3 separate regions of the Homo sapiens genome follow, and all the other regions are linked to region 1. Evidence: chromatin loops called from intact Hi-C (ENCODE). Cell type or tissue: endothelial cell of umbilical vein. All regions are shown on one strand. Each heading gives the region's core, and the rest is flanking DNA. Links, peaks and the distances in the headings are about the cores only.

Region 1 (10,716 bases), core at 1,255-9,254:
GGGCTGAGAGTGTAAGAGGAACTATACCAAAAGTCAGGAAACCTGAGCTCTTACCCTAACTCTGTTACCAACTTTGCTGTGTGACCTTAATCAAAACACATAACCTGGACCCCATGCTCCTCACCAGTAAATCAAGGGCCTGAATTTTATGGCTTAGTATTCCCTTCCAAGCTCCGAAGTTGCGTGATTCTGTGAAAGGCAGTGATTGATTCCTTTGTACTCATCTTCCTTTTGACCTGTTTCCTCATGATATATTGGGGAACAAATACTAAAAAGTGTTTTATACTAGCTTTCTTGATTGACATTTCCCTATAATACTGATGAATTTGGGTGATGGAAAGTAATGGAAATTGTTAAAAGTTCTGCTCTCAAATCTGAGTCTCCTTGCCCTGTGTGCCAATGTTTAACCATATTTGCTAATCTAAGCCATATTGCGAGGATCTCAAGGATGATACTTGTCAAGAGTTTGGGGCCTTGAGAGCACAGTTTTCAAAATAATACTTAGTATTTTCTGACTATAGAGTACATTTGTCTTGTAAAGTATATTTTAAAATACAGAGAAGTGTGAAGTACAAATATCTCAGTGCTACTATTTAAAAAAACACAATTAGTATATAAATCCTTCCCCATTTTTTTGACAGTATAATTTTAGTATGTTAAACTTGGTTACTTCTTTCTCTCTTCCTCCATCATTTTCCCTGCTTCCTTTTTCTTTTGTCATATTCTTAAAACAATTTTGCAACCACAGGTACCCACATTGCTGGCACTACCAGCCTTGGGCTACTACCGAGGATAATGGAGCCAGGGCCTTGTAGAAGCACAGAGGAAGTCTAGAACTGAGGGGGCCTATGATACAGGAAGTTCAGGAGGCAGAGTCTCAAAGGAACACCTGCCTTTAATAATGTTTACAGAAGTGGAGAAAGGACTAAAGGACTTAAAGACATGCAGGTGTCTTCATCCTGATTCTGTCTTTGTTATTGCACAATGACTATAAAATAATGACCTAATTTTTTTTTTTTTCTGGCTTGGCTAATGGAAATCGACACTAGCGCTTCCCCAGTATTAGACTTAATCTAATTCCAAAGTAACATTCAAGAAAAGAAAAACCAGTGGAACAGGATCAGTAAGCTCAGACTCTCCATCTCCATTATTTTAGCCTTGACCATTCTTCTCTAATCCTTTTAAATTATCTTCAGTTTCCAGTTCAAGTTACATTGCTTCAGTTACAGTTTGTTTGACCCTGTATTCAGAGCTGCATTATGATTCTTGTGGGCCCTAGATAGTTTTGCCATCTTAGACCCCTTCTTCCATACAAAATTAAAAGTGATATTTTACAATTGTATCTGTATGAAATGAATGTATTAATATTTTAGATTAAAACATTTTGTTTAGAAGTTCAGTTTTTTCTTATGAGGCTAAAAAAAATTAAAACATTTTTGTGGGCTTCTAAAAAACTGTGGGCCTTAGGTACTGTGCCTAATGGATAAGTTGGCATTGCCTGTATTCTGAAGGGCATCATTGGAAAAATAGCAGTCATTATTCTGTCCCCTTCTCCCACCACCACAGTCCTTGGAGAAGCCTTTGCCACTCCATCCAGGAGCACTGCAGTTTCCACGGTTATAGATCTATAGACTTGAACTTACTTCCTTCCCAACCTAACGAAAACTCACAAGGATTACTTGGGACCATTCATCCTCAAAAAAGATAGGAGGCAGTGGTTTGTTTTAGTCTTCAGATATTTTTGTTTTGGTCAGTCCCTAATCTGTAGTTTTGAAACTCGTGCCACACTTGAAAGGGAAACATCCTACTACCTTTCTTTCCTCTCCATTTCCCACAAACCCTTTCCTTCATCATCACTCCCTGCATTCTTACTTCTCAGCATATAAATACAAGACCCTTCTTTCTATTATTTGTTGAAAGCTAGGCCTGTAAAATAGAGATGGACAGACCATGCATGTTTCCATGAAGCTATTTAATGCTGCTCCCAGTCTTCTGTCCATACCATTCCTTCCCTGCCCCTAGGAGTGGGGTTGAGGTCTGTGACATGCAGACTGTAAGCACAGTCAGAACCTCTGCAGCTCTCAACCCAACAGAGGAGACTGTGGCTTCAACATGCCAACCTGAGCAGGTCTCCTCTGCATTACCTTCCTCCCATTTCTCTTCCTGGGTCCTGATGAGGTGAGCTGGAGGAACCAATAGTCAGGATGCCCTGGAATTGATGTTGCTCTGTTTTGTGCTCACAAAACAGCCATGTAACACATGAGCACCTGAGTTGAAGCCATCCAGTCGCAAGTCAGCAGACAGCAGTTGATGGAATTCTCAGTAGAAATTCAGTAAGGGTGCCCAAATTTTATTTTTTTTTTCACCTATACTCTACCAATATATGGTATTTAGGAAAACTTCTTTTATCCAAGCACAAAGAAAAGCACACACATTTTTATAATCATCTGCTTCATCAGGGTAAATAAATAATTTAACAAATTTGATCAGCATCTCTAGTTTACCAGTACTTTAATATTAGTTTTCTTACAAATTAATGTATTTTGCAATATTTCCAGAAAATCACTGTGGGAGAATAATGTAATATACTTTAGGATATATTTCCTGACCTTTTCTTAAATGGCTTCATGTGCTATTCCCCCAAATTCTGCTTTCTCTATTTTCTTTTTTATTTAACCTATAATTATACTTTCTAGTATATTCTGAGTCTATCTTCTAAGCCACCTTACATTTTTCCTGGAACAAGGGAGGGAATAAATAGTTGCCTCCACTAAATCAGGAAAAAATAAAAATATCCCAGGGGAGCTGTGATTATGCCAAGAGCTCTAAACAGAAGTTTGAGAAGGTAAAAATTAAGTTGTAGTATCTGAGTTGTTTTTATTTTCTTCCTTTGGTGTTTATGAAGGTATTCATAAGAACTTTAATTTCAGGGGAAAAAAATGCCTGATTTGCTATTTTTGACATTTCCTCGTCTCTTAAGAAGTCAGTTAAATATGTTTTCATAGTTTATATTCCTGTTTCATAGATTACTGTGAAACATGTATTTAAACCTATGAATTATAAAATAGTATTTAGATTCTAGCGTGAGTTAAATAGATTAGTCATATATCTTTTAGATTTGTGGATTTGACATGTAAATTATGTGTTGTGTATAAGTAAGTTAGTTACTAAACATATGGCATGGTTATTGATAAACTTGTTGCTATTTTTTTCCAAATGCTATCAGTGTTTGTGGACTTTTAAAAATTAGTTTGAATTTTGGAATGTTCTGTGATAAAATGTAATTTCAACTATTTTGTACATTTAAATATGCCATGTTGTATATGTCTGTATTTAAAAATGTTGTAAATACCTGCATTTTAAGAATTATGAAAGATTTTCCTCAAAAATGACAGAACTCTCCATACTTAATTGTGACACATTATAAGATATCTGATTTTAAGCTTTTGGATTTTGTTCTAAAAATTAAGTTTAAACATGCTGAAAATTCCATAAAAATAAAATTTTGAAAATAAAGTGATCATTTGGATTATTTCTAAATTATTAGCAATATACACATTGAATTGCAAAAAAATGCCACATTTTAATTTATCAAAGATTTGTTGAGCATCTGTTATATAGAACACTGTAGGGGAAGCAAAGATGAGGAAATCTTAATTTCTTCCCACAAGAAGCCTTGTAAGTGGGAAAACAGATAAAGCCCAACATGAATAGCTAAGACACTGAGATGCAAAAAGACTTCCAGGGTAATGGATGGTTAAACAAATGAGAGAAAATTCTCTGGAATATGAGCAGTGAGATCAATTTCTGGGGAAGAGAAGCCGCCTAATCAGATTTGGTTAAATAGCATTTGTGGGAGGATGCTCCAGAGAGGTGTTTAGCATAGGTGTGGAGGTAAGGAGTGAGAATGGCGAGAGTTTTGGTTAAAGGGTAGAGTATATGAAGATGTTCATTATGAAAGCAATACACATTCTGTCAACTAAAGGCTGTAGAAGGTGTAAAGGAAGTGAAAATCTACCTTAAAAGCAGTATTCCCTCATTTATTGATCATCAACTTTCCAGTCTTTATGCAAAACCTACAAATTTTTTTTAAAAACCCAACAGAATCATACTGTATATCTTTAACTTCTATAATTCTCATTGAGGACATCTTTCCATGTTGGTGCCTAAAGTCTATTCATCCTTTACAGTAAGTACATAGTATTCTGCAGTATATATTTGTCTTAATTGATTTGATCTGTTTTCAGTTGAACTTCAGGTTGTTTCCATTTTTCTATTAAAAATATATTTTTTCTTTTACACAGTTAATACTTCTCAGAAGAGTCATAGAACCTTAGTTGCTAGATCAACTATGCAGCCTTTAAATTTTGTTAGTATCTGCAGAAAAATTTTTATTCCTATAAGCTAATTTTCCTTAGAGTAGTACAGGCATATTCTGTCTTGTTACAGAACCAGTTTGAACTCAGGCACCTAAATGATAATCATTTAGGTGGCAAAGTACAAGAAATAGTAAATCCAATGCAGGTATTTCTGATTGGGTGGCCCTCCTGGGCAGCTCATCTTCAATAGATTCCTTTCACATTAGTGTTATCCCTTGGAGGACAAGGGGAACGAGGAAGAGTGGAGGGTTACGCACCTGGTACTTAACTACTTGGAAATACATATGGTTTTTGCTATTCCTTTGGGAAGAACTAAACATACGTTCCCACCTGAATGCAAAGGGAGCCGCTAAATGGAGTCCTGATTGGACTGGTACTTCTGCAAAATTCTACATTATGGAAAGGAAATATGAATCGTTGTTAATGACTAGCTATCTCTGCTACAGATGGCTTGGATTGATTTTCTAAAATAGTATAAATTTGTCTTTGCATGGCCTTTAAACTACTGTACTTGAGACCCCATGTTCATGAAGAAAAGTTGACATCAAATTTCTTTGAAACCAGAGCTCTATATTAAAATGGATAACCTATCTCCCTTAATTCAGAGAATTTTAAAGCTGGAAAAAGGATTGTTCAGGCTTACAGTTCTATATTTTAATAGGAAACAGGTTCCCCAAAATGAAGCAAGTTGCCCAAAGTCACAGCCAAGTTTGTAGCAAGATCGCCCCTAGAAAGACCCCAGCTCTGCCACCTAACCCAAGTGCTACTGCACCATCCTTTTGAGTGATGTCACATTATTTTTCAATCTCATAAAGAACTACTTAGTATTTTATGTGAGATTCAAATGTTAATACGTTTTAATTTAAAATGTAATTGTCTCTTTTAGAACTGCAAGATCTTATCAATGCCCAGAACATGATTTTTGTGGAACAGTTGACTAAGGAATTACTATTAGAAGTGCTATAATTAGTGAGACTTTATTCGCTTTATTGGCATTATCTAAGAGTAACAAACCCAAATCCTCGATGTTTGCATGCATGTCCACAAAGCCATGTTCTTCAATAATTGTAATGAAAATGTTAATGCTTACGGCCACTAGAGGGTGCTCTGTCACAGTGTGTCAGCACTACCATCTCAGCCCAGTACTGTTGGCTAGCCTAAGAGGCAGAAAAGACTGCACGTGTAGCTGAATTTGTAAGCACTAACACATTCACTTTTCTAGTTTCTTGACATAGTATGATCTAGGGATGAGTTTCCTTGTTTCATAGTATCCAGGTTAACTATCTTCACTTTTGTTTATAATAGTAACAGCCATCTATTATACATAGATACAGTGCTAAAAATGCTTTACATAACAGTGTCACATTTAGTTTCCACAACAACCTTGCAAGAAGAATCTTACTACCCCCATTTTAAACTTAGCCATAGAGTGTTTAAGTCACTTGCCCAACGTCATGCAGCCAGAAGTGGCAGAGAGAATTCAGATTCATATATAATTCTAAAGCCAGCTCATTAAGCTATTACGTTATTGATTTCAGAGCTGGAAGAAACTTAAGGAACAATTTAGTTTAGTCTCCTCACTTTGAGATGGGAGAACTGATACCCAAGTCCAAGTCACAGACCCAGTCAAAGCCAGATTGGGAAGTCAAAGTGTGTGCATTCCTTATCCTGTGATCTTGGGTCACGCCTCATGGCAATTCTTGCCTTCTCTGAGCAACAAAAGAAATCCTGTGCTCGTAGGTCCTGTGTCATGCTTTACCCAAACATGGTAGATGATATACCAAGGGATTGTCTTTGTTACCCAGACAACAGAAGGAATGGACCTTATGGATAGAAATTTTGCTCTGACATGGTTCTCTATTCTCTATTTCATAAGAGCCTCTTGCATTGTCACAGGTAATTAATCTTCCTGCTTCCAACAGGTCCCCCTCCATCCTCTACACTGAAGCCGAGGGATTTTTTTTTTTCTTCACGAAGCATAAATCTGAGCACATCATTTCTGTGCTTAAAGCTTTTTTTTTTTTTTTTTTTTTTTTGAGATGGAGTCTTGCTCTATTACCCAGGCTGGAGTGCATTAGTGTGATCTTGGCTCACCACAACCTCCGCCTCCCAGGTTCAAGCCATTCTCCTGCTTCAGCCTCCTGAGTAGCGGGGATTACAGCCGTGTGCCACCATGCCCAGTTAATTTTTGTATTTTGAGTAGAGATGGGGTTTTACCATGTTGGCCAGGCTGGTCTTGAACCCCTGACCTCGTGATCCACCCGCCTTGGACTCCCAAAGTGCTGGGATTACAGGTGTGAGCCACCGTGCCCCGCTGCTAAAAGCTTTTTAATGGCTTGGCGAGTTTTCTGCACCACTCCTGACGCGGAAGCGCAGAAGACCCTTACTTACGATGCACCCCTCTCTAGCCTAACCTCCTGCCACTCCTGCCTTCAAATACAAATACACACACACACACACACACACACACACTCCTGCCTCTGCTTTTTGCCCTAGCCACTCAACCCATTTCAACTGCCCATCTTGGATTAGACAAATCCAAAATGGGCAGCTTCACCCCTGCAGGCTCACCCCTTTCCCCATGCTTGAACAACACCCTTCCTGGTCCCAACCTTCTTCAAATTCAGCTCAAACATCACTTCCACCTGGAAGCCTGCCTGCCTTGAGTCTTCATTCACTCCAGATGGGGTTGATTGGGCCCCTCTCACACCCTGTTCTTATCTCGGCCCCAGTCACACTGCCTTCTGCTTGTCTCTTTTCTTTCCTACTACTTCTATGAGACGGAGCTTCTGAAGGGCTTGGACCCTGCCTTCTCACACTTCATATCCCCAATGCCTAGTATAATACCTAGCATAGATTAGGAAGGCACTTAATTGATGGCAGCTTGATGAATGGATAAATAATTGAATAAGTGAAAGAAAGCAAAAAGAAAGAATGGAAGGCAGATTCTTGGGGAAAAATCAGTTCTATGACAATCAGTTGCTGGATTTCCTGTGAGGAGTAGAAAACAACTGAGACAAAGCTGTTTGTTCTGAAAAACAAGCCCCAGAGTCTAGGTGGGAGCTGAGAGCCCCGGAGAAGCCACATCTCTTCATTATCTTAAGTGCAATGAGCACTTCAAGAGACATGAATCAACTGATTAGCAAGGGCAGCCTACTCCAGGAGAGGTATTCTCTTGCAATTTTCTCAAAAACACAAAGGCAGGTGAGATTATAACACTATAAACATAATTGCATTTTCTAATCAAAAGTGCAACATAACTTGGGTAATTATGAGGCGTCAGCGGTGTTACCACTTTATATCCTGAGTATTTTTATCACTACGAGTTGGGTAGCAACTGCTCAAACATTTTCATCCATCACCTTGTGTTCTCTTCTGTGGGGTTCATACATGGAAAACAAAATGAAAAAAAAAACCAAAAAACAGAAAAAACAGGCAAAAGGGTAGAATCCATTTAAAGATGACTAAGGTGCCTTAGTCATGCTGGATTTGAGGTCCAGCAGTGGGATGGGTTCTGCATTTTCTGGGCAAGTGATTTTTCTGTCAGGCAAACAGGACTAGGTGCATCATCCACAGCCCTGCCTGAGGGGAGCCAGGAGAGACAGGTCCAGCTCCAGCCCACACCCAGGACCTTTCTCCACTTTGAAAGATGCCTGTGAATTGCACTTCCGTTTCACCCAGGAAATCAATGCAGCCCAGCTTCTCTGCCCAGGGCCCAGCGGAGGAAGATATATCATACTCTGGGCAGACCCAGAATGCAGTTAGTTACCGTCTCCTCCTTAGGAGGGAGAACAACAATAGAACCAAAATAGCAATGCTAAAAAGCAGACATTTGGAGGGCTTGGGGGCCTTTTGTTGCTGCAAAAGGAGAAGGAAAGGATTTTGCCATGTCCCTGGGGTTTACGCGTTCAAGAGCCCTCCCTCCTGATCCAGGGACCTGGGACAGGCTGTGGGACCTGCAGGGCTCTATGTGGCATGAAGTTCCTTCTGGTTTTGTAGAGAGACAGGGCTGTACAATAGGAGCCCTGGATTTCTGGTCAAAAGCTTTCTTGGTGAAATAGATCTGGACAGGAAGAGAAGAGAGAAAAGGCACTCTAGGCAGAAGGTGCCCCGGAAGCGGTGGCACAGTGCCAAGAATTGTAGATTTCCGTGAGGCTGGTGTGCATCGTGTGTGGCTAGGAGTCGGGGACCACAGAAGGGGATGTGGACATGGGGTCAGGTCCCCCAGGGTGTCCAATGCTATTTTAGAGAGGGGTGCTTTCATGTTCCTCATGGAAAGAGATTCAGGCAATCAACAGCCAACATCTTCAAATCCTAAAATGAAAAGGTTTCTCTAAGCCAGTAGTATTCAGACTTTTATTTAGTTAGAAATCGCTGTTGAAAACAAATCTTGCATTAAAACCAAGCATATAAAACAAGTAATAACCAAAAAATAGAAAAAACCCAACTGGATATCAACTGATAAATGGATAAATTAAACATGGTCTACCCATACAATGGAATTATTATTCAGCCACAAAGAGAAATAAAGCACTGACATATATTACAACATTAATGAGCCTTGAAAACATTATGCTTAGTGAAGAAGTCAGACATAAATGACCACATTTTGTATTATTCCATTTCTAGAAAATGTCCAGAATAAGCAAATCATAGATAGAAAAAGTAGATTAGAAGTTGCCAGAGTCTCAGGTGGGAAGAAGGGATTGGGGAGTGACTGCTAATGGATACAGGATGTCTTTTTGGGGTGATGACATGTTCTGGAATTAGTGGTGATGGTGACGGTTGTACAACCTTGTGAATATACTAAAAACCACTCCGGATACTAAAAACCACACTTAAAAGTGGTGAACTTGATGATCTATGAGTTACATCTAGAAAGAGAGAGAGACGGAGGGAGAGAGGGAAGGAAGGAAGGAACCAAGCAGAGCCGATTTGGCTGAAGGGAGGAGGCACTGGGAAGTACAGTGGCCCTTATGGTTGGCCCTGTTTATTTCCAATGTCTGCCCAATCTCTCACCCAAGTTTTAAGCTTGGCTTCCAGATCCCTGGGGAGCCAAGTAGGAGAAAAGATATAGACACCTCAAAATTGAGCATGTAAACTTTCACCTAATCCTCCAATTTTTCCCCACTCCAGAAAGGTTCTGCTTCACTTTCTCCAGAGACTGACCAGGCAGCGACTACCCTCTTGGGGGTGAGATGGTCAGTAGCCTGCTAAGGAAGCAGGAAGCCACTAAGGGATAACTACATCTTAAACCCACTTTCTCTCTCTCTCTCTCTCTCTCTCTCTCTCTCTCTCTCTGTGTGTGTGTGTGTGTGTGTGTGTGTGTGTGTGTGTGTGTGTGTGTGTGTGTGTTTGAGACAGTCTCACTGTGCCACCCAGGCTGGAGTGCAGTGGTGTGATTTCGGCTCACTGCAACCTCCATCTCCCAGGTTCAAGCGATTCTCCTGCCTCAGCCTCCTGAGTAGCTGGGATTACAGGCATTCACCACCACGCCTGGCTAATTTTTCTATTTTTAGTAGAGATGGGGTTTCAACATGTTGGCCAGGCTGGTCTCCAACTCCTGACCTCAAGTGATCCTCCCCCGGCAGCCTCCCAAAGTGCTGGGATTACAGGCGTGAGCCACCGTGCCTAGCCTTAAACCCACAACCCACCTTCTACCAGCTATCATCATTCTAGCCCCACTGGCATCCCCAATTCCAGATGTCCCTGGTGCTACAAATTCTTGAGCTTTGGGGGTTCCACAAGGTAAATCAGGTCACTTCTTGAGGGTCTGCTTCTCCCACTCTCCAGACCTGCTAAGTCAGACCCCATGCATTGATTCATTATTGTCACGTCTCTCAAAACAAAGCCCCCCTACTACCTTGCTGTGCTTGAGTGATGTTTCAGGAGGGCATGGGATTTCATTGTGTGTGACCAATCCATTAACCCAAATCCAGCATGCTTTTCTATAGTTTCTACATTCCCTTTGATTAGCATATATTATTATTATTTTTTAAGAGACAGGGTCTCACTCTGTTGCCCAGGCTGCAGTGCAGTGGTGTCACCATAGTTCACCACAGTCTTGAACTCCTGGGCTCAAGCGGTCCTCCCACCTCAACCTCCCAAGTAGCAGCGACTAAAGGCGTGCACCACCATTCCTGGCTAATTTTTAATTTTTTTGTAGGACAGGATGTCACTATGTGGCCCAGACTGGTCTTGAATTCCTAAAGTGATCATCTTGCCTCAGCATCCCAAAGTGTTGAGATTATAGGCATCAGCCACTGTGCCTGGCCACATTATTTTTATAATCAGAAAAGAAAAAGCAATGAGAGGGAGACAGATAGAGATTTTGGAG
Region 2 (10,716 bases), core at 1,386-9,385, 260 kb after region 1:
TGGGGATAGCCTGAATATAGAATATGTTATGTATTTTAAAAAGACATCAGTTACAACTAACATCTAACTTAGACCTTAGGAAAAGTAATTGTTTCAGAAGCTGTGAAAGGAAGAAGGTGATACCCATTATATGCTGAGTTTTTTGTTCTAGTTATTCATTCATTCAATCAACCTTCATCAAGTTTTCTTCTATGTACCAGGCGTTGTTTTAGTTGCTGAGATACAGTAGTGGACTCCACAGAAATAAAAGTCCACGCCTTCTCAAAGATTACATTCTGCTGGAGAAAAACAGATAATAAATGAAATAAATAAGTATATAGTCACATAAAGATGATATGCAAATAGAGAAAAAGCAGGAGATGGAGATATGATGTGCTGGGGAGAGGATTACAGTTTTGTGAGCAAAGAATTGAGGAAGGTGATGGGTGGGTCTTAAAGATGTCAAGGGGAAGAGATTCTAGGCAGAAGGAAGAGCAGGTATCTTCCACTCCTATCCCCCTTATGGGAGCCTGCCCTCAACATCTGAGAGACAGCAAAGAAGCCAGTATGACTGGAAGGGACTGAACAGAGTGGGAGCAGAAGACGAGGTCAGTTATGTAATGGCACAGGGTGGAGGCAATGGGAAGATCACACTTGGGTCTTCCAGGACACGGGAAGGACTTTGACTTTTCCTTGGAGGCTTCTGGGCAGAGAAGTGGCATGAATTGATTCATGTAAGTTATGCCAGTCACTATTCTCAAGGACTCTGAGAGTCTGGAATTATTGGCCCCAGTTTGTGATGTGGAATTAGGATCAGACAGGGCATATAACTTCCCCAGCATCACACCACTAGTGAATTTTAGAGCTGGGTTTCAAATGCAGCACTTTCTGATGACAATGCTCTTTCCATTAGACCACACTGCCTCCCCCAGTCCTTGTTCCTTTATTTTGTCATGGTTAAATATTAAAAGACCCACCTTGTCCATCTTCATTTTAAATTTTCTATATTAATTTTTAATATCAAAATGCGTAATTATTCCCAAAACACCTAAATAATAATTATCAATTGTGAATTTCAGAGAATTATACTTATATATTTCATAATCTACAGTTATAATTATAATAAAATTTGCTTTATAGCCTTTGTTATGCCCACACTATCATTTAAAACTTTATTGCTTCTGAGGTTCTGATCATTTTTTTGTGTAACGGTTAAGAGTTCTCCTCCTTGATTTTCCTGGCAAAATTGACAGTTTCCCCTCTGAGCTGTCTCAGCGCCGTAAATACATTTCTTCTAGCACCCTAGCAAGACTGGATTATGATTCTATTGTATCTGCCTGTCTGTTTCTCTAAACTTCCATTCTTTAGGGGCCAGGATCACATCAATAGTAAATACCCTCGGGGTGTCTGTCCTGCCCAAGACCTGATTATTCCTCTCCCTTAGATGGCTGCTGCCCTCCACAGCCACCCTTGAATCATGCATCACCATCCTAATGGCCACTGTTGCTTGGACCAGGGATGGGTGTCTGGTCTGAGCGGGGCCATTCAGATGATCTTCTGGAACTGAGAGGTGGCCCCAGAGATTCTGGCTTTGTCTCCTCTTCACAGAGGAGATGTAAACTCAGGAGTATTACTATGGCCATCTTCTGCTTGCCATATAGACTGACTGGGAAGTATGGAAAGCTGGTTTCTGTTGAGAGAAACGAGATGCAGAGAAAGGCAGAGACTAGGGACCAGAGAAAGCCCTGCCTGGGATGCTGACAGATCTCTATTTCCTTTGTTTAGCCTTTTAAAGGGCTGGCTGCACTCTCACCTTTAAGATTCACAAAATATACTGTATTCTTATGAGAAATTCAATTTATTTATTTATTTATTATTTATTTTTGCTTTTGCTAGCTTGAGCTGGTTTTCGTTACAACCAAAGACTACTAAATAAAACAATGTCTGGTTCATTTGCATAACCCCGGACCTAATTCTATATCAGTGTCTCACTCAAAGACAAATCTTGGTTTGGCATTTTCTAGACCTGAGTTTAAGTGCCAGCTCCACAGATTACCTTGGCATATTGCTTCACCACTTTGAGCCTCCATTTCCCCTTCTGTAAAATAGGGATAATAAAGGGGTTGTTGTAGGATTAAAGTGTTGGGCATGCATTCGTTGTTGCTCAGTATTTGGCAGTTGTTATTATTAATGCAAGTTATGGAATGTATGCAAGGAGAGACAATTGTTCTTGACCACCTCACTTCGGAGTGGACCTGGATGGTAGATGAGTGGTTAGAGCTCGGACTTTGGAGTCTGACTTCAGGAGTTTGGTTCTCAGATTCACCATTTACCAGCTGTGTGAACCTGGGCAAATTATTTGAATTGTAAACACGTCTTGGTTTCCCTATCTAAAAATCGCACTTTCCCTATCTTTGGCACTGCAAGCACATAGACTTCAGCCTAATCTGACTCTGATAGCCAATTTGGCCTAAGAGGTGGGAGGCTTGGATCCCAGCCCTGCTTCTGTCACTGGTCGTAACCTTGAGCAAGTCATCACATCTCAGTGGACCTGAGTTAGGAAAGTGCTCATCTGCAAAACAAGCCTAATCTGTGTTCTGCCTGCTTCACAAGATTGTCAGGGAAAGGTCACAGAGGATCAAAAAGAAACAATGCATTATTTTGTACACTTCAAAGCACTATACAGATGTAAATTAAGTACTCTGAATTATTCATATGCATGCCTGTCTCCCATGCTGACTTGACTTATCTGTAAAATGGGACTGTGACATGCTGACATTGCATGGTTGTAATGAGGCTGAAGTGAGATAACATGAAAACACAATTCCAATTTCTGGCACCTACTTGTAGCCCAATCCGTGGTGGTCTTCCTTTCTCCTTATTTTACTAAGCAGTTCACTGCCTTTTTTATTTTTAAAATTTGGTTCTCCATCTGGTCCTGGAGTTAGGGCAGTGTGACCTTATCCCCATTTCACAGATGAGTAACTTGAGGCTCTGAGACATTAAGTAACTCAGCAAAGTGATACAGCAGTGGCAGAAACAGAACTGGGAACCTATTTTCCATTCACCCCTGTATAGCCAGTAAAGAACTGCACTGAGGAGCCAGCCTTCCTCTGCTTCCTGTCCCAGCTCCCCACTTACTAGGTTGGGAACTTGGGCAAATTACTCAACTTCTCTGTGCTGTTGTTTCCTCATCTGCAACCTGGGCAGAGTAATTACTCCTGCAAAATTGCAGTTACCACAGAGAGTGGTTGGAAGGATTAAACAAGGTAATGCTATGCTGCTTAGCATGTGCCTAAAATGTGGTAACTGCTCTCTAAGTGTAGGTTATTATACTCTACGATCTGCTATGGATGCGCCACAGTGGGTACAGATGTGAAAACAGAGGGTCCTGGGATTAAGTCTAGGCTTGGCCTCTTACAACTGTGTGGCTTGGACGGGCATGGAGCCTCCCTTCCGTCTCTAACGTGGAGAGGACAGTGCCTGTCTTGGGAGATTAGAAGTCATGGCACATGTGGATTCTTTAGAAATGTAGCAAGGTAGGTTGGTGGGATGAAGCAGGGCTTGGGTAATAATAGCAGGGAGGTTGAAAACAGCTTGATGTGCACAGATGTGTTTTGAGGAGCAATGAGGAGTGGCAGGAATGAAGAGTATAGATGTAGACAAGTCTGGATCATGGAGGACTCTTTATGTCAGCAGAGTAGCTTGAGTCTCTTCAGACTCACTGCATGCTTTTATGTGGGGAAGCAGGGAACAGAGTTGGCCTGTTGAGAGATCATTCTGGCAGCTGTGAAGATAGATCGGAATCCATGTGCGCAGTGCCAGGGCTCTGTTAGAAAGTGTTATGGGCGAGAGATGGTAGTGACCTGAAGGAAATCCAAGGGTGTGGGATGAAGACAGGGAATGGCTTCTATGACTACTGACTACTGGTTGAGGGTCTGCTATAGGCTTGGAACTCACCATTCCAAGTGCTTTGCAAATAGTAACTCATTTAATTACCTTAACAATGCAGTGAGGTAGGTACTATTATCCCCAGGTTACAGATTCAAAGATGAGGCCCAGAGAAACTAAGACATGTTAAGGAGATCAAATCCACAGGACGTGGTGAATACTTTGATGCGGGGTGGTGGGGAGCAATAAAGGGGTAGGTGACCAGCTTTCTGGCTGGGATGACTGGCTGGAAATTCAGACACCCAGCAGAAGGAGCAGGCTGGGGAAGGAGGCAGGAATGCTATGAGTCAAGCTGTGTCTATGTTGAAGACACCAGTGGCTCCTGTGAGAGGATCTCTGCATTGGATAGGTATGTGGAGCCCAAGAGTATGCCAGATGTGGAGGCGTGGCCTTCAACCTGGTTTCAGGAGTCATGAAGTGGAGGGAGAGATAGAACCCTCTCAGGGAGATCTGAGGGTTGACGAGAGAGGTAAGGTCTGAGCCCTGGAGTATGTGACCTTCACAGACGTTTCTGTCTCCTGCGTCCAAAGCCTGTTCTGGTCCCAGGGCCTGGACTGAAGTGCAGGCTGCATGCCTCTCCGGAGCTCTCACTCCCACTTGTGGGGAAATTAACGTTTCTGCATGAAATGTCAGAACAACCAATCCCCATATGCTTTGAGGTCAGGAATGTTGTGCCTGGGCCGAGTATGGGCTGATCACAGGTTCTTCTGTGAATCTTCTCAGCTCTTAGACCTTGAGGGACAAAGGAGTTGTGGGAGTGTTACCGCTTTCCTCCCACCCCGCTCTCTCCCTCCCTCTCTCCCTTTACCTACTTCTCTCTTGCCCTCTCTGTTTCTTTTTCTTTTCTTTCTTTTTTTTTTTTTGAGACGGAGTCTCGCTCCGTCGCCCAGGCTAGAGTGCAGTAGTGCGATCTCGGCTCACTGCAAGCTCCGCCTCCCGGGTTCACGCCATTCTCCTGCCTCAGCCTCCCGAGTAGCTGGGACTACAGGAGCCCACCACTACGCCCGGCTAGTTTTTTGTATTTTGTTTAGTGGAGACGGGGTTTCACCGTGTTAGCCAGGATGGTCTTGATCTCTTGACCTCATGATCCGCCCGCCTTGGCCTCCCAAAGTGCTGGGATTACAGGCGTGAGCCACCGCGCCCGGACTCCCTCTCTGTTTCTTTATGTCCCTGTGCTTTGCTGCTTTGTTTCTGCCTATTTCTGTCCTACTGTCATTCTGTTGCTCCCTCTTTCCCTGTCTCTGACCCTTTTTGTCTCTCTTTGCTTCCCTCTTTCTCTCTGTCGCCATGAGTCTCTCTCTGCTTCTCTCTTTGTCTCTGCATGCTGGTTTCTGTCTGTGTCTCCCTCCTTGCATATCTCTGTGTCTCTCCCTTTGTCTCTCTCCATCTCTTGTCTTTGTGTCTATGCACTGCCCGCCCCCACCGCCACACCTCTGTGTTTTCTTTCTCTCCTTTCCCTCCTCCCTCCTGTCTCCTGCCTCTGGGAAGAGGGCAGAGATCACTGGGCAGGATTGGATGTCATTAAACGAAAAAAAAGAGAAAGGACTCCTTTTCTCCTGCTTGCCTCTGGGGAATGCCTAACAATGAGAAACACTTTGGTGGGTAATCGATAGGAACAAGATGCAACTAGACATCTTTGTTGGGCAGTGCAGCCGGCAGTTCCCTCTGACTGGAGCCCCTGGGAATGGCTGGCCTCTTGACCAGCCTCAAACAGAGTGTATCACAGTGCAGCGGACTTGAAGTGTGAGCCCAGCACATCCTGACCTGGGGGTGCCTCATTTCCATCCCCCCCTCCCCTCCCTCCCCTGCCCTCTTCTCGCCTGGTAATACTTCACAAATATCATGAATAGAAAGAGACACTGTAACAGACAGGACATAGATTGTAGCCAGCATAGGTTGTGGGGCTGGCTAACAATCAGGGTTTCTCTAGCTGGAGCACTACTCTTAATCTTTCTAAACCCCAATTTTCTTGTGTGTAAACTAGGGAGAATAACAACCGTAATCAATTCTAGGCAAGGCAGCTGGTTTTCTTTTTGAATAACAAATTTGATCAGCACCTCCCCGACTTAGACCCCCACAGCATGGATCATATCTGTCTTTTTTCAATGCTGAATCCCAGCACCAAGCTCCAAGGAGATGCTTAATAAGTGTGTGTGGCAACACAGTAGGTACTTCATATGTGTTTGTCAAATGAACAGACTACCTGCTTCTAGACCTGTACTGCCTGGCTGTCTTCTTTCTGCCTCTAACTTCCCAAAAAAAAGAGCTCCAGGCTAGACTCTAGATCTTTGCTCTTGCTTGCCAGCTTTGTCTTCCCTTTTCTGCCTTTTTCCTCCCTGCATGTGGCCCTCTGAGGTTATGAGGATGAAAGGAAAAGGAAGTGAGTCACACAGGCAGGAATTCAGAACACTGGCCTCTTGGATATAGCCAAACCAGCAGAAGCGTCCACATATGGTATCATAGAAAGTTAAAGAAGGAAGAAAACTTAGAGATCATCAAGTCTGCTCATTCTTCTCCCATTTTACAGATGGGCAATCCGTGCCCAGAGAAAGGGAGTGACTTGCACAAAGTACTATAACTTGTCTCTGTGGCAGAGAGAGGGACAGAAGAAACTTAGAGTTCTACAATTTCTCAAAGTTCCTCAAACATTATCCTTGGTCTTTAGTTCTACACACCCTTATGCATTGGTAAGGGCAAGCCCCACTGAACCCCATTCTCCATTTTAGTCTTAGTAGTGGCGCTCACAAAACCTTCCCCATTCTTCTTAATGCAATCCAACCATAAGATGCATTGCTAACAGAGGCAAACAGGGCCTCTCACTTTAGATGAACCAGCCACAAGAAGCTGCTTTTTGACAGGCTTGTGTCCACTTATCCTGATTCAGCTAGACTGTCGGAGGCTTTCCATGACTCCTCCATTCTGACTAAGATTTGCCATTTTTTTTTTTGCTTCCTCTATACCTTGTATATATCTTATCTTTGGACATCCCACATTGCTTTTTTTAAAATCGGCTTTATAACATATAATTTATGTACAATAAAATTCACCAATTTTATATACAACTCAATGAGTTTTGACAAATACGTACAGTAGTATGACCCCCAGCACAATCAAGAAACAGAACACTTTCATTGGCCCCCAAAGTATAATAACATCCATACTCTCTTGAAGTCAATTTCCTACCATTGCCAGCCCCGGGCAATCATTGATCCAATTTTAGCTGTGATAGCTTTGCCTTTTCCAGAAGTTCATATAATTAGAATCATTTTGTATCTGGTTGCTTTCACTTAACATAATGTTTCTGTGACTCATCAATGTTGTTACAAGTATCAGCAATTCCTTCCTTTTTATTGCATTACAATAGTTATCCAGTTGTTCCAGCACCATTTAATTAAAAGACCATCTTTCCCACTGTATGGATGTACTGCAATTTATTTAACCATTCACGAGGTAATGGACATTTGGATTGTTTCCACTTTTTGGCTGTTGAGAATAAGGCTGCCATGAGCACTCATGTACAGGTTTTGTTTTATTTTTATACGCTTTCATTTTTCTCTGAGTAAATACTCAGGACTAGGATTTCTATGTTATATGGTAAGTGTATCTTTAATTTTAAGAGAAACTGACAAATAGCTTCCAAAGTTCTGTAGCATTCTCCATTAGCACTGGCAATGCATGGAAATTCCAGGTTCCACATCTCTGCCAACACTTGGAATTATCAGTCTTTTTATTTTTAACCATGCTATGGTGCAATCATATCTCATTGAGGTTTTAATTTACATTCTTCTATGACTAATGATATTGATCATCTTTTCTTTGGTAAAGTATATTCAAATTTTTTGTCCATTTTTATCAGGTTGGTTGCTTTCTTATTACTGAGTTACAAGTATTATTTTCATATTTTTTAAATTTTATATTTAATTGACAAATAATAATTACATATATTTATGGGGCATGACATGATGTTTTGAAATACGTTTACATAATGGAATGATTAAATCAAGCTAATTGACAAATCTCTCAGCTCACATACTTTTTATGTGTGGTAAAAATATTTAAAATCTACTCTTTTAGCAATTTGAAATATACAATGGATTATTTATTATAGTCACTATTCTGTGTGATAGATCACTAAAGCTTATTTCTTCTGTAAAACTGGAATCTTGTGCCCTTTTATTAACATCTCCCCTTTCCCCATTTACCCCCCTGCTCCAGCCTGTGGTGTTTACCATCTATTCTTTACTTCTATGAGTTTTACTTCTTTAGATTTCACATATAAGTGTGATATGTATCTTCTTGTGTTTTCAAAGTAAGTTCTTCATGATGAATATAATATTTTCTCCTAGTCTGTGGCACTTGCAAGTCCAGCACCATTTATTTCATCATGGCCAGACCTGAGGTTCGTTAATTATCTCTCTGAGCCTCAGTTTTTTAATATGTAAAACGGTGTTATAAATGTGTCTACTTCTTAGAGTTTGTGAAGATTAAAAGGAATAGTGCATATAAAACTCTTAGCGTAATGCCTAGAACTTAAATAAGAGCTTGAATATCATCAACTAACTGTTATTATTTGATTTGTATTCATTCCATCTCTGCTCAATCAATAATAGTACTCTTTGGGCATTAACTTGTATTATCTGCAGCTGGTAGCTGGAAATAACTGGAGCTCAGGAAACCAGTCTAGACTAGAACTAGAAATTTGGTTGGGAGGCCAAGGTGAGTGGATCACTTAAGCCCCAGAGTTTGAGGCCAGCCTGGACAACATGGTGAAAACCTGTATCTATAAAAAAAAAAAAAAAAAAAAAAAGATTTGGAAGTAAATAGCATGGTATGTAGCTATGATTTGGAGTCTGGAGGCTGACTGAACTCAGAGTGAGAGTGTTTATAGTGAGATGATGAGATAGCCACAGCTGGAACTCTGACCAATCCCAACTCTGACCGATCCCAACATTTGAGGGATAGGCAAAGGAAGAGGGCATGATGGAAGTTAATGAGATTGTGTAGCCTGAGAGGAGGAGGAAAGCCAGGAGAGAACAGAGTCATAGAAGCCAAAGAAGGAGTAAGATCTGAGATGGAAGGAAACACTAACAAACTCAAATGCTATACAGAAGGTGAGCCCTGAAGAAGAGACCAGTACCTTAGCCAAGAGCCAGTGCTTTCAGTGGAGAGGTGAACAGGAAGTCCAACGACAGGGTTAAGAAGCAAGCAAGTGCTGAGGTTTGGGAATCACCAAGCATATAGCTCATGTTTCCCCCACATTTCGTTTGAGATGGTGAGAGGAGAAAGGAGATGGTAGCTTTCTTTAGAGGGTAGCAGTCGTGGAGGGCAGTCTTCCTTTTTTAGTATGGGAGAGACTGAAACGTGTTCCTGGACAGATAGAACAGAACCAGTGGACAGCAAATGGTTGAAAGGACAGAAAAGAGAGTGGATAATAGTAAGGGTGAGTCCCCTGAGGTGGCAAGAAGGAATGGTGTCTAGAGTGTAGAATCAGCTTGGGGCAGGGGAGTGTGGTGGCTTTATACTACGTCAACCCGCTGAGACGGAACAATGTTTCTCTTTATAGTTGAGAGTTAGGATAGACCAAAAGAGAAATTTGCATATGATTTGAAAGAATGGCAGAGCCGTTACATCTTGAAGGTCACTGTGGTTAAACGTGGTGAGAGGTACATGCAGAGGTGCTGGCTGACTTCAGCTTGTTTTGGTTTTTGTAGTAAAAGTGAGATGCCAGAAAATTTGAGCTTATCTTTCTTCCCCTCAACTCTGCGCTTAGCTCTTCTTCCTTCCTGCCTGCCCTGCTAAGTGATGTTAACCCCAGAACCATAATCTGATGCAGCAGCAACAGCCTTCCAAAGACTTTTCCATCAGCTTTCTTTTGCAGATCCACTCCAGCAGATACATGAGCCTGGCTACGCATATTCCTTCATGAATGCCTATGTGCCCACTCATTCTGGTATTTCAAGATGGCTGCTTAGTGACTTATTTGATTTCCCATCTCCCTGTTGGGGTGCTTACTTACCCAGTTTCTACTACAGTTATAAAATGTGTTAATTCTACAACAAATTCATATTTTAGGATATTCACAGAGTTTCAGCTTTCCTGATTGAATCTTGATTGATGTGGGATGGGGGGACATTCTTACACACATTGCAAGACGACACTAAGAGTGGGTGCAGGAAGCAGTAAGAGGGTGGATGTCAAGGGAATTTGGGTCACGTGGTCTTGATGTCATATGAAGACATAGGAACTAGGTCAAATAAGAAAGATTTGAGTTAGGGTGGAGATTGAGGCTTGGAAAGCTTGGAAAAGCTCTGGAAAATGGTACAGTAAGTGGAAGAAAGAGTTGAGAGTATCCTCTGTTGAAAAGCCAAGGGGTTGGAATGTGTACTGGAGGAATGTTAAAGGAAGGAGGCCCGAATTCAAGTCCTGGCTTTACCCCTTCTTAGCTCCATGGCCTTGGATAAGTCACATATTTTCCTCTCTGCGGTTGCTTTTGCCTATTTGTTCTCCCTCCTCCTCTGCCCTGTATTTTAGGAAACTGCATTCCCAAGCTCTTCTGCCAGCTGGCTTCCAAATAGGCCTGGTCAGTGCATGGTACTAGTGGAAGCCTGGAGGAGAGAGAAGCGACACAATCTGGCTATTGCAGTCTCACTGCTCTGCTCCACAGCTTTGACTCTGAGTAGCCTTTTCCTCCAGAGCCTGGCTGCTGCTGGCCGGCAGCTCTCTTTACGGCTCTTGCCCCAGCCAGCAGGCCTGGAAATGGTAGCAATTTCCTGCTATACTACTCTG
Region 3 (8,000 bases), core at 1-8,000, 1.8 Mb after region 1:
ACGCTGAGATTTCTGCAGGTGCCCTGGACCAGGTGCCTTGACTGGAAGGTCTGGCCACACTGTGGCACCTGTTCTCAGATGCCTGGGACATGCCCTTTTCCTTCATGGCCAAGGGCATCTTTATGGCAACACGTTCACCTAGTCCTCCCCTTTCTGGTGCTGTTCCGTATAAAAGTCTTTTCATTACGACGAAGAGAATGCTGCTAATACTATAGTCCCGTAGAGTTGTATTTGTGTGAGGTACTTGGTTTATTGGTATTTTGTAGACTCTGCACTCAACAGAGGCTGTACATTATCTGTGGGCATCTAAAAAACAAGGGGCTACATTTGTGGCCGCCAATAAGCAAATGGGGGAGTTATGGTGCTGTGCAGTTTTCTTAGTTTTGTCTTTGGTTCCAATTTATGCCTTTGTCCCCACGGTTTTAAATTTTACTTTAACTTTTGTGATTTTACAGTTTATATATTGTTCTTAGCTCCTTTCTAAAACAAGATATATGTAAATAAATATTTATGAAGAGGCGATATATATAAATCAGGGCCCTTGTGGAAAACAGAATTCACCCCAGGTGGTTGAAAAGCAGAGATTTTAATGACAAGACATCTCAGGGAGTTGTGAATAGGGTTGAGGGAATTGACAAGGAAGAGTGGAGCACCCAGCACGGAGCAAGAGCAGGAAGCCATTACCACACAGATGGTAGAAGGAGCAAGGTGGCAGGGGAAAGATGATCACTAGATCCCCACGGGGATGGGGGCCATGAGGAGGGTTGGTGGGAGCTCCAGTTGCTGGAAGGGTACCAGGAGTGGCAGAGTTTCACGCCCAAGTAGGAAGAGGGGCAGGGAAGAAATACCTCACCTTCCTTCTTATCTCACTTTGGGACCTCCTGCTGGAGCTTCCTAACCTGAACAGGCAGCAAAGAAGTCCAGGTGGTGCAGTCTCCCAGGGCACAGACAACGGCTGAGAAAGGTGGAGGACAGGTGTGGAGGGGTACTAAGGATAAACAGCAGAGATGAGCATGAGGTCTTAGGCTAATGCTCACAAACAGGGATCAGGCCTGGAGGAATGGGTGGGTAGAAATGAGTGGTTCAAGACCAGTTCTGTGAATGGGGAGCAGGTGCTGGGCTCACAGTGCCGCCTGATGGCAAACCTTGTGGCAAATGGGCTTTTTCTCTAGGGGCGTCAGCTTTTTCTTGTTTCTGGAGCACTGAGCTGACCCCCAGAGTCCTGGTAATCTTCAGAATGCCTGCAACTCACCTTCTTCCAAGCTCTACACGTTGCACCTCCAAGTTCCCTAGACACTAGCTATCTTAGTCCATTCGGGCTATGATAACCCAGAATACTCATAGACTTGGTGGCTTAAACAACAAGCATTTTATTTCTCACATTGCTAGAGGCTGGGAAGTCCAAGATCAAGGCCCCAGCAGATTCAGTGTCTAGTGAAAACCCACATCCTTGTTCACAGACACCAGCTTCTCACTGTAACCTCACATGGTGGAAGCAGTGAGGTAGCTCTCCATGGCCCCCTTTTTTTTATATATTATACTTTAAGTTCTAGAGTACATGTGCAAAATGTGCAGGTTTGTTACATATGTATCCATGTGCCAGTTGGTGTGCTGCACCCATCAACTTGTCATTTACATTAGGTATATCTCCTAATGCTATCCCTTCCCCCTCCCCCCACCCTACGACAGGCCCCAGTGTGTGGTGTTCCCCTTCCTGTGTCCAAGTGTTCTCATTGTTCAATTCCCACCTATGAGTGAGAACATGTGGTGTTTGGTTTTTTGTCCCTGCGATAGTTTGCTGAGAATGATGGTTTCTAGCTTCATCCATGTCCCTACAAAGGACATGAACTCATCCTTTTTTATGGCTGCATAGTATTCCATGGTGTAAATGTGCCACATTTTCTTAATCCAGTCTATCATTGATGGACATTTGGATTGGTTCCAAGTCTTTGCTATTGTGAATAGTGCCATGGCCCCTTTTATAATAGCACTAATCCCATTTGTAAGGGCTCCACTCTCATAACCTTAGCACCATCCAAAGGCCCCGCCTCCAAATATCATCACATCGGGGGTTAGGATTCAACTTATGAATCTGGGGGGCACACAAACATTCAGTCGTTTGCCCCAGCAGAGGCTCTGAGCTTTATCAGCTCTTATTGTTCTGCTTGTCACACAGTCAGGAAAAGGTCTCCAAGTAGTCACAGCAGCTGATGGGAGCCTTGGTTTACAGGTTCACATTCCCACTGCCTGCTGCTTTGTTCCCTGTGCTTGAGAAAAAGGCCTTCTCAGCTCAGTGAAGGGCCTCAGTTCTCTGGAGAACACATAGCCCTGGAAACATGCTTTTTCTTTAGAGCTAAGGGATTCGGTAAGCCTGCCTCCACACCCGAGCGGGTCCACCTTCACCCACTCCTCATCCCTACAATGGCTTCAAAGCAAAACCTCATTCATCCAGGCCCACAGACTCAGAATATGTGACAATGTAGAATCCAGCAACTCTGTTCAAATGTATTTGTTGCCATCTGTAGGGAAACAAGAGACCTTATCAAAGTAGAAAGCTAACATTTATTGAGCTAGGTACTCATGTATACTGTCTCATTCCAGGTTTGTGTTCATTCTGGGAGATAGGTATTGTATTATAGAAACCGAAGATGGAGGAGGTTCAGTTATTTGCCCAAAGTCTCAGTTTTACTGACTCACAGAGGCAAGGTTCAGGCTCTGTTTTTCTGGAGTCAAGGAACCATGCTTGTCCCATCACACGACACTGCTGCTTGGCAAGAGAGTGATGCTCATACAATTGATTGGAAAGAATAGGAGGGCTCTTTGAAAACAACAATTTTGTTTATTAGAAGAGGATCTCTTCTGGCTGGAAGTAGTGATTCATACCTGTAATCCCAGCACTTTGGGAGGTTGAGGCAGGAGGACACATTTTCTTGAGCCCAGGAGTTTGAGGCCAGCCTGGGCAACATAGCGAAACACACACACACACACACACACACACACACACACACACACACACACACACATTCTCTCTCTCTCTCTCTCTCTCTGTGTGTATATATATATGTCTGTGTGTATGTATATATATATACATACATATATGAGAATATCTTCTGAGCTTCATTATTATATTGTATGCCTACAGAGTTAGAAATAATAAAACTATATTTCCTAAAACAATTTGCTATTGCTCACTATTCAGTTGTTTGGACAAGAGTACTCTGACTCACTTCCCTTGTGCTGTGGAAAGAATGAGAGTTATACACAGTGTTACTGCACACGCATCACACACATACCTTCCAGTCGCCTTCCCCAGCCCATCAAATTCCACAGCCTTCAGGGCAAATATCTCATGCCCACTAGGGCCAGAATTCACATCCTCTGATTTGGGTTTTAAAGACAAAGATTTACACAGGGTAACAATCTTTTTTTTTTTTTTTTTTTTTTTTTTTTGCTGTGGTTGTCTCCAATTTCCCATTGTCTGAATCATAGCCATGGAATAAAGTGCATCTTTTTCTAACATAGAATATATTACTCCTGAAATAGTAGGAAATGTTGATAATTGCCTTTTATTGGACTTACAAATAATTTATAAGTTGGTCCGGTTAAAAAAAAAAAGTATCATAGTCTTTTATTTCTTTCGTTTCTTCCTCCAGGCTAGAAGCAACCTCTAAAAATAGCTACCTGTGCAGGGATGGGCCTAGCGCTCCCCCTGGTGGTCATAGTGCAGGATTGCGGCTTCCGTAAATGGACCTGAAGCGGCAGACCCTGCATTTGAATTAATTCTTTCTCCCCTAAGTACACAGAGAAATGTGATTTGTTCTTCCCAGTCATGCCTGCATTACAGAGCACTTCTGCTTATAAAGTCCATCTGCTTTGAGGGTAAGTAAATGATCAATTCCTCATATACATTATTATGTGGTGAACATTTTTCTCAAGTAACAACAGCCTCTGTGGTTCTATCAAATGTCAGGGGGGCTGGGGGTTTCTTCTTCCCTTAAGAAGATACTGAGGGAAGAAATATCAGCTGACCTTTGCATAAGCAGTGTAACTACGTATGGAGGGGATTAGCTAAATACGACTGTGTATGGGGGGTGGAGGCGGAGGAGAAAAAGGAAGAGAAGCAAGAGAAACAGACGCGGAAGGAGTCGGTAGAACGAGACGGTTAGCTTAGAATCCCGGCCCCACTTACAAGCTGCACCAGGAGGGATCCTGGGATGGCCCTCCACAGGGGTGACAGGGAGATGCTCGCCCTCTTCCTCTGGGCACGAAGAAGACTGTTCCCCAGCCTCCCTTGCAGTTGGCCACGCTACTAGATTCTGGACAGTAGGACGTGGGCAAAAGTGATGCCACACTTCCAGGCCTTACCTCTGAAGCTTCCCTGAAGATTTTTCACACACTCTGTCTCTAAATCCACACCAACGGAAACAAAATATTCCAAAACGTCAGGATCACACAAGGGAGGTGAACCAAATCCATGAATCATCATCTAAAGGACACCCACCCAGGAAAGCCACCTAATTCTCATTAGATTGTGATGTGAGCAGGAAATACTCATATATATGGTAAAGTGCTGAGATATGATGACTGTTTGTTAGAGCAGCCAGGTTCAACTACCCTGACTATTAAAGGAAGTCACTGAATCCCCCTGGGCCACCATTTCCTCATCTAAAGATAGGGTAAATATATAAAGAATCAACAAAACAATGTATGTGAAAACATTTGGCATCTATCAGGGCTGAATAAATGCTGATTTAAAAGCTATCGTGAGGCCGGGCGCGGTGGCTCACGCCTGTAATCTCAGCACTTTGGGAGGCCGAGGCGGGCGGATCACGAGGTCAGGAGATCGAGACCATCCTAGCTAACATGGTGAAACCCCGTCTGTACTAAAAATAGAAAAAATTAGCCGGGCGTGGTGGCGGGCGCCTGTAGTCCCAGCTACTCGGGAGGCTGAGGCAGGAGAATGGCATGAACCTGGGAGGCGGAGCTTGCAGTGAGCCGAGATGGCGCCACTGCACTCCAGCCTGGACGACAGAGCAAGACTCCGTCTCAAAAAAAAAAAAAAAAAAAGCCATTGTGCTTCACACAAGCAATATTTTCATGCTGGAAGAGCATTTTTGTGGCTATTACCCAGGTTTTTATTTGTAAGAAAAAGAAGATCCAACTCCAATGGGCGAACTGAAAGGGGATTTTATTGGCTTCCAGAGCTGGAAACTTCAAGCCTAGATGAAGCCTTAGACCTGGTTTAATCCATTCAGCAACTCAAGGACCACTCTTTATTCTGCTTGGTAAAGCTTCATTCTTAACCTGACTCCCCTGATGGTCAAAGATGGCTGTCAGCAGCTCCTGCTACTACATGTTCCTAGTGAGCTTTAAGGGCAAGAGGAAACCCCATCCCAATATTTCGAGAAAAAAAATCCCCTGATTGGACTGGCTTAGATCATATGCTTACAAGTGAACCCATCCCTTTGTTGAGATGGAGAATATGTGCTGATGAACTGCCAATCAGTTCCCACATTTGGGGCTGGTGGGAATCTGATTGGTGGAGGCAGGGGGGGAGGGACGGAGGGGGAGGAACCAGCTTTTCCTTAACTCACAGAGGGATTTAAGTGGGAGTGGGGGAAGTATGAAAGCACACATTTTTTTTTTTAATAATGTTTTAAAGCCGAGGGAAAGGGGAGCAGGGATAAGTGTATTCTAGCGAGTCTACCAAAAATGGGTGCCACAATTGGTATGTTTTTTTTCCCTTGACGTAAGAAAGAAGTTGTAGGGGTAGATGGTTAATATTATTTTGTGATCACTCAGAATGGTCATTTAACCTTTCAGAAATCTGTAAGTTAACTGGACATTATGGGTTTCAACTTCCTAACCTCTGACAATGAGTTTCCTAAAATATCCTCAGATATCGACTTCTTGAAATATGCTCAGATTTTGACTTCCTGTCTCTCTTGACAGTGCAGTGTTTTTTTTTTTAAAGTTTTGTAAGAATAATTTAATTCCTTGCTCTTCTGCTTTTCCTCCCTCTTTATTTCTTTGTATTGTCCTTTGATTTTGTGCAAGTGTTTTAGAAAGCATAAGGTTCTGTACAAATGGGAGGGATTTTTCTTCTCCTCTGCTCTTCATGCCTAAGGTAAATCATATGATACTTAATCATAAAATCATGAGACTGATTTTTTAAACAGACTACTTAGATATTCGAATGAGTACTGCTCTTCTGAGCAGTCACCTGGAGAGGTGAACTTCATATTCCAATGAATATTTGAGCCACAGCTCAATTCGTATTAATTATGCCTCAATTTTAACAAAAAGCATAATGGCTTGATCAACTGAATTATGCATCTGATTTAATTCCCAAGCCCCTGTAATGTTTCAAAAAAATGAAAAAGAAGAAAAGAAAACCACAACTGAATCTATGTTTGCAAATCCAAAGCAAAGATTTGTCTTCTTAAATAACATATCTTAGGATCTGAAGGCAACTGTCCATGGAGAGTTACAAAAATATTTTGGATCCCGGCATTAGAATAAATGTTGAAGAGCAAACACTCAGGAGGGTGCATGAGTTTTCCATTTGCTTAATAGAAGAGGAGGAGGAAGAGCAGGGAGGAGAAGGAGACACAGGAAGGCGGCAGGGTGTCACACTCTTCCCCTACATCCAAGATGATCTGGACCACCCTCTTTCAGCCACCCTGCAGCAGAATTCTCCCAGCCTACAGGCTAAATCTGAAGTCCTCAGCACACAATTCAAAGCGCGCATTGTGGCTACACATTCTGGGATGTGTAGTCTTTCCCTCCTGGGATGGCTTTCCTGACACACCCTGCACTTCTGCCAGAGCCAGAGTTCTCTCTGCTCCCTGAGAATGCCAGACCCATTCCAGAAGCTGTGCCCCGATCACACTGTTGCCTCTTCTGAAACAGCCTCTCCCTGCTTTCATGTCAAACTCTCATGCCTCATCAAGACCCAGCTCATGCTATCTCCTCCAAAAAGCTTTCTGAACCCTTTCCTTCCACAAAAAAAGGACATCATTGCTCCTTCTATTTTGCTCTAGTGGCTTAAGAAAAGTCAATTATGGTATTTACTGTTTTCTCTTGTATTATGTGTATCCCTTATGCCTGCCATGAGAGAGGTTGCCCACAGATGCATTCTTCAGCCCTGCCCTGTTCTCCCCCATATGGCAGGACCTCTGACCCCTACAGGCTGCAGGTCTCAGGCTTCTGCATCAGTTGGCTTCTGTCTGGGCTTGGCCAATGGAAGGCACTCACAGGAGACTACTGAAAGATGGGAGGAAGGAAGAAGCCAGGGTACTTCTTCTCTTCTCTAGAAGCCTCAGAAGGTAGAGGTGGCCATTACTTTCCCTTACTGATTCTCACGCTTCCTCTGAGTGATTCTAGCTCCTAGACCCTAATACACCACCTCCAATTTGTCCCTGTAGCTTAGTGGCTCCCAGCTCTTGCTAATCCCTGGGTATCCTCACAGCTCTCCTGGTGTAACCAATTGTCCATATTAAATTTCCTGCTTCCAATATGTAGAAAGATTTCTGTTTTCCTAACTGGACCCTGGCAGATACATCAGCTCATCTCCCCATCCAGGAGTTCCTGAGAATGGTCGGTTTAATAATAAAACCAGTGAATGGGTGAATGGAGAAACATGTTTACTTATCATAAATCATGTTTATATTTATACTTTCCAAGACACTTTCATGGCTCTGGGAAAGTTATCCACTTTTCCTAACTAGGTTCCCCATCCCCAGTCCTCTTGTTCAAGTTAACCCACACTCAAGTCCTGCATAGCATCTGTGTCACTGACAGATGGTGAGATACTGGGTGTGGAGTGAGATCATCACAATCAGAACAGTTAGAGAATCCAGAAAAACTGAGAGTGTTGGCAGGGGCCCTTAGGACAATGGCAAAGGATCCATTATCCTTCTGCTCTTCAGGTCTCATATGTGACTTTAGCCAGAGTGAGGCCAATTTACAGTTATTCCTAGAGCCCAGTGCAATTTGCA

What was found. Peaks named below come from ENCODE experiments on the same cell type or tissue, not always from the same donor. Only the 100,000 strongest peaks of a DNase experiment are listed, where the experiment ranks them.
Region 2: a loop joins it to region 1, with 5 times the contacts of the local background. A loop is called at or near these places in 2 of 110 quality-filtered maps.
Region 3: it touches region 1 in a loop (14-fold over the local background); 9 of 110 quality-filtered maps call a loop at or near these places.

Annotation. Positions count from the first base shown.
Region 1 is chr1:58,647,543-58,658,258 of GRCh38, reverse strand. MYSM1 (Myb like, SWIRM and MPN domains 1) reads left to right here. Exons shown (of 20, transcript NM_001085487.3): 20 at 1-3,516. Among named protein-coding and RNA genes, the nearest start is that of MYSM1, 47 kb to the left of the region's middle. RefSeq lists an enhancer at 5,328-5,622. In endothelial cell of umbilical vein, for the core only: a CTCF peak has its summit at 5,471 (motif pointing right); a DNase peak (open chromatin) is centred at 5,518.
Region 2 is chr1:58,391,142-58,401,857 of GRCh38, reverse strand. It overlaps a transcript of DAB1 not described here. Among named protein-coding and RNA genes, the nearest start is that of OMA1, 150 kb to the left of the region's middle. RefSeq lists an enhancer at 9,372-9,872. In endothelial cell of umbilical vein, for the core only: no CTCF peak of the experiment used is centred there; a DNase peak (open chromatin) is centred at 6,297; H3K27ac peaks cover 1,462 bases.
Region 3 is chr1:56,827,778-56,835,777 of GRCh38, reverse strand. No RefSeq gene overlaps it. Among named protein-coding and RNA genes, the nearest start is that of FYB2, 12 kb to the right of the region's middle. In endothelial cell of umbilical vein, for the core only: a CTCF peak has its summit at 3,730 (motif pointing left); DNase peaks (open chromatin) are centred at 3,247 and 3,697; H3K27ac peaks cover 1,016 bases.